Regions from separate parts of the Homo sapiens genome. Here region 2 is linked to region 1. Evidence: chromatin loops called from intact Hi-C (ENCODE). Cell type or tissue: OCI-LY7. All regions are shown on one strand. Links, peaks and the distances in the headings refer to the core of each region. The heading gives the core; the rest is flanking DNA.

Region 1 (5,000 bases), core at 1-5,000:
TGTGCTTTCATTCCAATGCTCAACCCACAGAGAAACCACATAATAACCCCCAGAACCTAGTCAACATGTTCACACAGAAAGCCTCTTCTGCAAGAATCATTTCCACGATCCTTCTGCCACTTGTTTGAACCTTCAGCTTTACCTTATCTAATTCAAAACAATTCTTTAACCCTAGCCAATACTTTACATTTTCCTATCTTCTAATAATCTTTCATTAAAAACACATTTTACTGTTCTTATACACCTAGCATGTAAATCTATTTCCAGTAGTTTCAATTATGTGTTTTAATGGTACCTCCTAGCAATTTGAACTTTAATGTAAATCCTGGCAAGTTGTTTTAATTGTGTGCCAGATACAGCCAGCATAATTGACTCCTTCCAGCATAAGTAAGGGTGTGGTTAATTCTATATGTCTATAAGGGGACAGACATATAGTTCTATATGTTTGTAAGGAAGTATATGTCCCTTACAGACATATAGAACTATGTCTATATGTCAATTGCCTTACCAGTTGTGAAGCAAGCAAGTCAAATAGTTCTTAAAACCCAAAAGGCAGTTTGTAACCTTAAAACATTTAGTGAGCCTAGTATCTAACCTGCATAATTTAGTCCTCCTATTTACATATTGGTGACATCTGCATTTTACTAATAATCTTTAAGGCTGTTGTTATTTCCCAAAGATTAAAGTCACGTGAACTAAAAGGTACCATAGCTTTTATCTTCCCTTTAAAAAATATTTCATCCAAGCACTTTTCTTCCTTTAGGCCAATTACTTAGAGGTCTTTTTATAGACATCACACTCAACACATATATAGCTACACTGACAGGCAGACTAGAAGAAGATTCAGTAGTTGCAAGACCTTTCATTTGCCAGTCTTTATGTATCTCTCATAATGTGAAGTAATTTCTGATACTCCCAAAAGTAAAAAATGCCAGATAACACAATGCAAAACAGAACAGAACCCTAAATTCTGAGAGGGATTTATCCACTTCCAGTTCCTGGGGTTTCATGAGGAAAACAGAGGTTTTTTGCAAAATGGGGTATCTGGCGCCCCGTGTTTTTCCCAAGGAGTCCCAGGCTGTTGGAGCTTGAATATCTGCTTTTAATTAAACTGACTTTTAGCCATAGCACTCTTTAATAAGGTCCTTTTAAAATTTCTTAATACCTGACTTTAGCCAGGCCAAACAGCTGATATTTCTGGCTTTCAAACTTTACTAAAGGCTCAGAGAAAGAAAATCCAAGTCAGTTTGTGGAGGGGCAGGGAATCAAAAAATGGCAAAGGTCCTGCAGATATCAAACTAGAAAGAACTCATTTCCTAAGGCAGGATTGAACTCCTGGCTGCCATTGTAAAATGGTGAGGCTAGAACAAAACATTGCCACGTGGTTGCAGGCCTTGCTCCCAAGGATGTAAAACAGAATGGAGGCCTGCCACAAAGTTTGCTATGGAAAGATGGACAAAGTACACTAGATTGGCTACAGATTAAGACCAGCCTCACAAATCCTTTTTCACAATTAAAACTCTACTGAGAATATAAACAGTGATCCTTATCATTCCTAGCCTAGTTAAAATGTCTTCTAAAAGGAAAAAAAAGCTAATTTAAAAGTCAACTGCTGATCTGGTGGAGAAAAGGAAAGAAAAAACCAGTTTAAAATGCCTAAAGAGGAACCTCTTATTTTTATGCAAATGGATGCCTCCATCAGTGAGAAAGACTTCATTACTGTTCAAGGGAGTGGGACCTTCTGGCTGGGGGAGCGGAAGGCTCTATGGATGCATGGCAGGGAGAGCTGCCTGCTGTTGGGCACCCTTGGTTCACGCACCCCAGCCTTGGCAGGGAGGGGAGGGTGGCGGGAGCTGCTGCTCGCCCTTCCGTCACAAAAAAGAAAGGAAAATGCCATGGAGACTGAGGCTGACCTTCTCAACACCTGGGAGTGACAGGGGTTGGGGCATGGTTTCCCCTGCCCTCAGAAGTCTGAGGATGAAAAGGCTTAAAAATGAGATAAAAATAGATTTGGTTTGCATCTCACTCACCCTTTCTTAAGCCCCACGTTGGGTGCTAAACTGTTGTAGGACTTTCTCCTTAGTTCACCTAAAAATGGGGTCCTTGTCACACAACCATGAGAGATTAGGCTTGCAGGCACTTTAAAGGGCAAGAAAAATTTATCGGGCAAAAAGGAAAACAAAGGTAAACAGAGAGTCTCAGCAAAGCCAAAGTCTTGCTAGCTGGCTTCCGCCTCATAGATTGAATCCTAGGTACCACCCTGGAACAGGGGAGATCAGGCTCCTCCCTCTGGCAAACAGTGCGCACTTCCTGAGGCTCCACCCCGTTGCACACTCCTCCCAGTGTGCAGGCCAGTTGGAAGTTCTCTGGGGACCTCTTTATGCTTGCTGTCTCATTCCTGAAATGAGGCCAGTACACCAGGAGCAGGAGGGGGGAAGGGAAGAGCAGTTAGAATAAACAGAAAGAGGAAGAGGAACAATTTCAGCAGCACTTTTCATTTTAAAAGTCACTTTATAAAATTTTACATTTTCCTTTTGCAAAGAAATAACTTTGTCAGAACCTCTTTTAGAAACTTCTAAGTATCATTGAAAATAGCTCTCCTAGTTATTTTATTTTAGAGCTAGCTTTTTAAAATTGAGAGTACAGATAAACTAGTTGAGGTATTTTAAAAGTACACTATTTCGACCGTTGTAATTTGGGGTCGTCTTTAGTTACGTGTGACCAGTTTTCTAAATGTTAGCATGAAGAGGCACCATAAGCATTAAATATAAATCCAGCTGGTGTTTCTAAAGGTGGGTCACCCTTTAAGGACAAAGTCTAGGTTTTAGAGATAGTTGTCCATAATTTTCGTTTTCCTTCCTGAATGACCAGAAACCTAGTGGGACTCATGAGAGCCTTTTATTATTTTGGTCACTCAAGAACATTTTAGATTTATCAATTGAACCAAGCTTCAGAATTTAACTGGTTTTTAAAATTACATGTTTTTCACTTAAGCCTCAAAGATTCACTTCCTCTTTTCAAAGACCAAAGTTTAAACTATAGAAAAGGTTGAAAAACTCCAACTAGTAGTTCAAAATAAAACCTTAACTTCAGAGAAAAATGAAAGTCACAAATCCGAGGTCAACAGATCTCTAGAGAATAACAAATGAAACTCTTGCCTTTTATAGAGCTTCACTTCCAACCTCAACTAGTTAAGAATATGTACAAATTGAATAAAGTCTTAATCCTTAATCAAGCCAGGAGGATTCAGATCCCAACAGGGGCCTTAGCAGAGATTCCTGCTGACTTTGGCAAGGTTGGGTGAAGGAGGACTTATCGTATTGGTACCAAGGTGCTGATTGCTGGTAAAGTGGTGGGGCTCTCTAGAGGTCCACTTCCGATCTCATCTAGGGTACCAAAATGTTAACCTTAAATAACTAGATTCCGAAAATGTGATTCATTATAGAGTATTCAAGCCTAAATCTATGTGGAAGCATAGATAGAAGCTGCCCTGAATATATCTTCTGATTAGCATCAGTTACAGGTGGATTTTAAAGGAAAGAGGCAGCTTCTAAGTTGTGTTTCCAGTAACTTATATTAATATAATAAAAGTTATTGATTAGCTCTATATTGTTCTTTGTATCACAAATTCCAGGAACTGGAAGATAATGGGTAAGGCAGCTAGTCAGGAACAAAAATGCCTGTAAACATGGCCCTTGGGTGTGGGTGCATAGGAAGGAAAGTGTGATTGAAGTCCCTTACTCTTGTCTTCCTGAGCCTGGTAAGTTTTGCATACCTCACCTAGCTCAGTCTGCTCTGAGCTATTTTTCTCCTATCATTGATAAGTTTTATTTTACTTTGTGATGTTTGCGTATAGACATAATGCGAATGGGAAAAGCATGGAAAAGAAAAATTAACATTTTACAATTTCATTTCAATTGGAACATTTAGTAGAATTTTCTGTTATTTTGTAGCTCTTTAATTTGCTTTGGGAATTCATGCTCTATTAATTGCTGTCTCCATTTTTACTGGCATTGATGCTTTCCAGATGTCCTATTTTTGTTTAAAATGTTAACATTGATTACTTTTCCTTTGACTTAGATTTGTGGTATTGTTTACCATAAATTGTGTAGAACATCCTTGTTAATTGTGTAGAACATCCTTGTTTAATTTTATGTAGTTACTTTAGAAACAATACAATGATGATCACTAAAATAATAACATTTATCTAACCAAGCTGTTCTTGACTTATCATGGGCGTTCTTTGAATGTATAATTTAGATGATTTTACTTTTACCCTTTTCTGCTATGCTTTGAACATCTTCTATTTTTCCTCTTACTGAATAGATACTTATTTTCTTGAGAGGTCTGATTTTCCTTTTGTTTATTTATTGTTGCCTCTAACAGAACTCCTTTTTTTTTTTTTTTAAGAAAAATTAGATGACAGAATCACTATAGTCCCTTAGTTCTTAAATATCCTAGCACTTTTAAAAATAAATATTTTTAAATCTAAAATCTTGGTATAAATATCATCAAAACAATCTCTCAAAATCAATTCACCTACCATTGTAATGCAGGTTGATTTAAGTTTGCATATTCTATATCCATATGCTCATGTATCATTTAATTTTAATGGAATTATATACTCAGCTCTTGGTGATTTATGTTTTGTATGTAAAGCAAAATACTACCTCTACTAATAGAGATCTAAATAAAAACAGAAATGTTACCCGCAATTCTTCCACCTCAGCAAAGGTGTCCCCTTTAATTTTTATATATACATATGCACAATTTATAAATTATGATTATTTGTACCTAATTTATTTTCTTTCATAGTGAATGAGCTTCACTGGGAGTGTATAGACTCCTAGAGCTTATTACCTTATGCTCTAGCAGTGGCATATTACTCCTTTCTGATTGCCAGGCTACCCATATGCTTATACCTGCCTGGAGCTAGTTGAATACAGGAAGGCAAGGGCATGACTGGAGGGGGCTGGGTCCTTTCCTTTGAAGCAGGAAAG
Region 2 (6,485 bases), core at 837-5,836, 510 kb before region 1:
TCAGTGTGAGCACTGTAATGTTCCAGCCACTAACTGTTTTGAGGTAGCATATTTATTTTGGCTTCATGTTTAGCCAATGCTGTGAAGGGAAAAGGACCTTTATCTCATTTCATGTCTCAGGCACTGTAAAATGCTGAGTCACAGTACACCTGAGCGCTGCAGTGATCTAAAGTTTGAGGCGGCAGTGATTTCAGATTTCTGCCAGGCTTATATTGGTGTTCAATTCCTTTGCTTTGATTTAGTATGCTTGTGTAACTGTGAAGGGTTGGGATGGAGAGGAGGTGGATATGGACTGGGACGGGGGGTATAGGAACTGTAGTATTTTTGAAGACCATTGATACTGTTCACAAGTAATTGGGAACTGTGTAATCCATTACTTAGACAACTCCAGATATATCATTGAGGCAGTCAGAAAATAGTTTTGCTTTCTGCTTTAACTAGGTTTGAATGTATAGAGTAAGTGATGCAGGTTAAAATATTTTGGGGGGATACAGAAGAAGGTACTGATGGTTCTTGTTATGAGGGTGTCAGGACCACATAATTTGATGATTGTTGGTACTCTGGAAAGAAAAAATTGTGGGACTTGGATCACTGAATAATCTCTGAATTTCTTTCAGTGCTTAAAGTAGATTATTCAGTGATGGGGCAGCACAGTTGTATGTGGTAGGTATTTCTAGCCCCACTGCTGGCCTTTCAAACCCAGTCGTGTCAAACCCTGCCTTATTAATTAGCATTTTCCAAAGGTTCAGTTTGCTTATATAATTGCAGTGGTATAGTAAGCAGAGAAATTGACCCAATAAATTTAGCCATCTAACAATTAGTGTGGGAAAAATAGTGGAGAAGATATGTCTATTGTGATAATATGAGATATGAATATGAATATATATGTTTTCCACATATATGTGTATATATATACACACACCTCATTACCACTGTAATATATATATAATATATACATAATATACATAAAGGCCAGGCGTGGTGGCTTATGCGCGTAATCCCAGCACTTTGGGAGGCCAAGGTGGGTGGATCACGAGGTCAGGAGATCGAGACCATCCTGGCTAACACGGTGAAACCCCGTCTCTACTAGAAATACAAAAAATTAGCCGGGCGTGGTGGTGGGCACCTGTAGTCCCAGCTACTTGGGAGGCTGGGGCAGGAGAATGGCGTGAACCCGGGAGGCCAAGCTTGCAGTGAGCGGAGATCGCACCACTGCACTCCAGCTTGGGCAACAGAGCGAGACTCCATCTCAAAAAAAAAATTCGATTAGCCTGGACAACATAGCAAGACCCGTCTCTACAAAAATTTTTTAAAATTAGCTGGGGCTGGGGAGTGGTGGCTCATACCTGTAATCCCAGCACTTCAAGAGGCCGAGGTGGTAGGATAATTTGAGACCAGCCTGGGCAACATAGCGAGTTGTTTTTTTTTTTTTTTTTTGAGACGGAATCTCACTCTGTCACCCAGGCTGGAGTGCAGTGGCACGATCTTGGCTCACTGCAATCTCTGCCTCCCAGGTTCAAGTGATTATCCTGCCTCAGCCTCCCGAGTAGCTGGAACTACAGGTGTTTGCCACCATGCTGGGCAAATTTTTTGTATTTCTAGTAGAGATGGGGTTTCACCATGTTGGCCAGGCTGGTCTCGAACTCCTGACCTCAAGTGATCTGCCTGCCTCGGCCTCCCAAAGTGCTAAGATTACAGGTGTGAGCCACTATGCCCGGCCCGCAAGATCTTATCTCTAAAAAAAAGAAGAAAGAAAAAATTAGCTGGGTGTTGTGCACCTGTCATCCTAGCTATTTGAGAGGCTCAGGTGGGAGAATCACTTGAGCCCGAGAGTTGAAAGTTACAGTGAACTATGATTGTGCCACTGCCCTCCATCCTGGGTGACAGAGTGAGACCCTATCTTTAAAAAAATATATTTTTAATTATGAGAAGAGAAGGAATTATCTGACCTATCTTGTCTGATTGTAGGTCATGAGACTTCCATTTCTGAAGGGGTCCTGTTCCATATCCTCAAGAAGGGAGTGCTGCACAGAGAGGCCATGAGGAATCTAAGCAGACAGGCCTTGCTGGGTTTCCCCACTCAGTCTGTTAATATTAGATCATACCTTTTTGTCCAGTCACATTTTTACATGGTTGTCAATTATGCCTGTCCAGTAAAGTCTCCATAAAAGGCCCAAGAAGACAGAGTTGGAGTTCCTGGATAGCTGAACATGTGGAGGTTCCTGGAGGGTGGGGCACCTGGGCATAAAAGCTCTGAGCCCCTTCCCTCATACCTTGCTCTGTGCATCCCTCCATCTGTATCCTTTGTAACATTCCTTATAATAAATTGGTAAATGTGTTTCCCAGAGTCCTGTGAGCCACTGTAGCAAAATTAATCAAACCCAAGGAAGGGTTCATGGGAACCCTAATTTCTATTCAGCTGGTCAGAGACACAGGTGAAACAACCTGGGGCTTGCTATTGGTATCAGAAGTGAGGCGACTGAGCCCTCAACCTGTGGGATCTGATGCTACCAAGTAGATAGTGTCAGAATTGAGTTGGAGGTCACCTACCTGGTGTCTACTGTATAATTGATTGCTTGCTTGTTGGTGGGGAGAAATCCCCACATATTTGGTCACAGAAGTCTTCTGTGTTAATTGAGTGCGAGAATCTGAATCTGAGTTTTTTTCACTTATCTATAGATTCATTCATTCAACAAATATGTGTTGTGGACCCTCCTATGTGGCAGGCACTGTTTGGTAGGATAGGGGACAGCCATAAACGAAACAAAATCGCTGCCTTTACAGAATGTACATCTAGTGGGGAAGGCAGGCAGTAAATAAGTAAATACATAGCATATCAGATGGTATTATGTGCTGTAGAGAAAACGAGAGTATTGGGGTTGGGAACAATTTTTATTTAAGGTGTTTGAGGAAGGTGACATTTGAACAGTGATCTAGAGGAAGCAGGGCCTTGAGGATATGTGAGAAAACAATTGCTGAGGCAGTGGGCCTGCAAAGGCCCTAAGGCAGAGCATGCCTGGTTTGTTAGAGGAAGGAGGCCAGTATGACTGGGTAGCAGCAAGGTAGGGAGATCTTGGAAAGAGCTCACATCAGAGAGGTTGTCGGGGACTCAATCAGGTCCACTATAAAGACTTTGATGTTTACTCTGAGTGAGCTGGGAAGCTGTTAAAGGGTTTTGGTTTTTTTGTTTTTTGTTTTTTTTTTTTTGAGATAGAGTCTTGCTCTGTCACCCAGACTGAAGTGCAATGGCGCCATCTCCACTCATTGCACCCTCCACTTCCTGGGCTCAAGTGATTCTCCAGCCTCAGCCTCTTGAGTAGCTGGGACTATAGGCATGTACCACCAATGCCTGGCTAATTTTTATATTTTTTGTAGAGACAGGGTTTTGCCGTGTTGCCCAGGCTGGTCTCGAAACTCCTAAGCTCAAAGTGATCCGCCTGCTTCAGCCCCACAAAATGCTGGGATTACATGTGTTAGCCACCACTCCTGGCTATGCTATTAAAGGATTTTGATTAGAGGAGAGACATAAGTGCATTTTAAACACATCATTCTGTTAGCTGTGTTGAGAACCTATTGTAATAAAACCTAGGTGAGAGGTGACTTGGGCCAAGATAGAAGATGTTGAGTTGGTGAGGAATCGGCTTCTGGATATATTTTCACCTTTGAACTGATAGAATTAGATGTTGGGCAGAAATGAGGGCAGGGTGAAAATAAAAGTTCATGTTAATTTATTAACATTCAAGGAAATATTTTTTAAATTAAATTTATTTTTGAGACAAGGTCTCACTGTATCACTCAGGCTGGAGTACAGTGGCAAGATCAAAGCTCACTGCAGCCTCAAACTCCTTAGCTCAAGCAGTCCTCCCACCTCAACCTCCTGAGTTGTGTGCCAACTCACACTTGGCTAATATTTTTATTTTTTGTAGAGACAGGGTCTTGCTCTGTTGCCCAGGCTGGTCTCAAACTCGTACGGTTTTTTGTTTTGTTTTTTTTTTTTTTATGAGACAGAGTTTCGCTCTTGTCGCCCATGCTGGAGTGGAATGGTGTGGTCTCGGCTCACTGCAACCTCCACCTCCCGGGCTCAAGCGATTCTCCTGCCTCAGCCTCCCAAGTAGTGGGGATTACAGGCACCTGCCACCATGCCTGGCTGATTTTTGTAATTTTTTAGTAGAGATGGGGTTTCACCATGTTGGCCAGGCTGGTCTTGAACTCCAGACCTCAGGTGATTTGCCCACTTCGGCCTCCCAAAGTGCTGGGATACAGGTGTGAGCCACTGTGCCCGGTCCAATGTTTTAATGTATGTATAATATACATTGTGGAATGATTATACCAAACTGACATATCCATCACCTTACATACTTATTTTTTTTGTAGTGAGAACATTTAAAATCTGTTCTTTTAGCAATTTTAAAATATACAATACATTATTGTTGACTACGGTTACCATGTTGTGCAACAGATCTTAAAACATTATCTTCCTGTCAAACTGAAAGTGTACACTTTGGTCAACATCTCCTCATTCCTCCTCTCCTCACAGCCTCTGATAACCACAACTATACTTCCATAAGATTTTTAGATCCCATATGTAAGCAAGATCATGTGGTATTTGTCTTTCTGTGCCTGGCTTATTTCACTTAGCATAATGTTCTCCAGGTTCAATTCTTTTGTTACAAATGACCAAATTTCCCTCTTTTTTGTCCGGGTGTGGTGGCTCACGCCTGTAATCCCAGCACTTTGGGAGGCCAAGGAGGCTGATCACCTGAGGTCAGGAGTTCAAGACCAGCCTGGCCAACACAGTGAAACCCCATCTCTACTAAAAATAAAAAAATTAGGCCGGGTGTAGTGGCTCAGGCTTCTAAACCCAGCACTTTGGGAGGCCGAGGCATGTGGATCACCTGAAGTCAGGAGTTTGTGTCCAGCCTGGCCAACACGGTGAAACCTTGTCTCTACTAAAAATACAAAAATTAGCTGGGCATGGTGGCACACTTCTGTAATCCCAGCTACTCGGGGGGCTGAGGCAGGAGAATCGCTTGAACCTGGCAGAGGTTGCAGTGAGCCGAGATTGCGCCACTGCACTCCAGTCTGGGTGACAGAGCAAGACTCCATCTCAGGAAAAACAAAACAAAACAAAAAAATTATCCGGTTGTGGTGGCATGTGCCTGTAAACCCAGCTACTTGGTAGGCTGAGGCAGGAGAATCGCTTGACCCTGGGAGACAGAGGTTGCAGTGAGCTGTGATTGCATCACTGCGCTCCAGCCTGGGCAACAGAGCAAGACTCCATCTCAAAAACAAGGCAGAATTTCCCTCTTATTAATAACTGAATAGTATTCCAGTGTGTGTGTGTGTGTGTGTGTGTGTGTGTGTGTGTGTGTATCACATTTTCTTTTCCATTCATCCATTGATGGACACTTAGGTTGGTTCCATGTCTTGGCTATTCTGAATAATGCTTCAGTGAACATAGGAGTGCAGACATCTCATTGACATACTGATTTCAGTTCTTTTGGATATACACCCAGAAGTGGGATTACTGGGTCTTATGGTAGTTCTGTTTTTAGTTTTTTGAGGAACATCCATGCTGTTCTCCATAGTGGCTGTACTAATTTACATTCCTACCAACAGTGTGCAAGGGTTTGCTTTTGTCCACATCCTTGCCAACTCGTTATTGGATAAATATTAAGCAGTTTGATTTTTTTTTTCCATTGCCCTGGCTGGAGTACAATGGTGCAATCATAGCTCACCGCAGCCTCAAACTCCTGGGCTCAAGCAGTCCTCCTACCTCGGCCTCCCAAAGTGTTGGGATTACAGCCACTGCACTCAGCCAAGCAGCTGGGCTTGTAAGAATAGAGTTGAAAGGGGCAGGTGTTCAAACTGGAGATGTAAATTTGGGAATCCCCTCAACATATTGCCAGTGTATAAAGAAGTAAGACCTAGGACAGTTCACTGACTGCTCATCAGAACCCCTAGGGGAACTTTTAAAAATGCTATTTTCTGGGTCTGTCCTCCCAGAAATCGTGACCGAATTGATCTGAGGTAAGGTGAGGGCATTGTATTTTTTTAAATAGTCTAAGGTTATCCTATATTTGAACATTTTTGAAAAAAAATTTTGCACATGAAGAACACATGATGTTGTTCTGACATACAGTCTTTAAAATATTTATTTTTTTTTTGAGACGGAGTTTCGCTCTTGCTCAGGCTGGAGTGCAATGGTACGATCTCGGCTCACTGCAACCTCTGCCTCCCAGGTTCAAGCAGTTCTCCTGCCTCAGTCTCCCGAGTAGCTGGGATTACAGGCATGTGCCACCACGCCCTACTAATTTTGTGTTTTTAGTAGAGATGGGGTTTCTCCATGTTGGTCATGCTGGTCTCAAACTCCTGACCTCAGGTGATCCACCCGCCTCGGCCTCCCAAAGTGCTGGGATTACAGGTGTGAGCCACCGTGCCCTGCCTAAAATATTTGTTTTAAAGTCAGAATAGGCTGGGCATGG

Evidence for each region. Peaks named below come from ENCODE experiments on the same cell type or tissue, not always from the same donor. Only the 100,000 strongest peaks of a DNase experiment are listed, where the experiment ranks them.
Region 2: a loop joins it to region 1, with 2.8 times the contacts of the local background. A loop is called at or near these places in 2 of 110 quality-filtered maps.

Annotation. Positions count from the first base shown.
Region 1 is chr16:47,490,799-47,495,798 of GRCh38, forward strand. The region is part of intron 1 of PHKB (phosphorylase kinase regulatory subunit beta); the gene reads left to right. Among named protein-coding and RNA genes, the nearest start is that of PHKB, 32 kb to the left of the region's middle. RefSeq lists enhancers at 1,305-1,827, 2,119-2,188. In OCI-LY7, for the core only: no CTCF peak of the experiment used is centred there; DNase peaks (open chromatin) are centred at 1,723, 1,993, 2,303, 2,753 and 3 weaker places; H3K4me3 peaks cover 3,611 bases; H3K27ac peaks cover 4,418 bases.
Region 2 is chr16:46,976,637-46,983,121 of GRCh38, forward strand. It overlaps DNAJA2-DT (DNAJA2 divergent transcript), which reads left to right. Exons shown (of 2, transcript NR_186372.1): 2 at 1,969-2,347. Among named protein-coding and RNA genes, the nearest start is that of DNAJA2-DT, 6.1 kb to the left of the region's middle. In OCI-LY7, for the core only: a CTCF peak has its summit at 3,284; no DNase peak of the experiment used is centred there.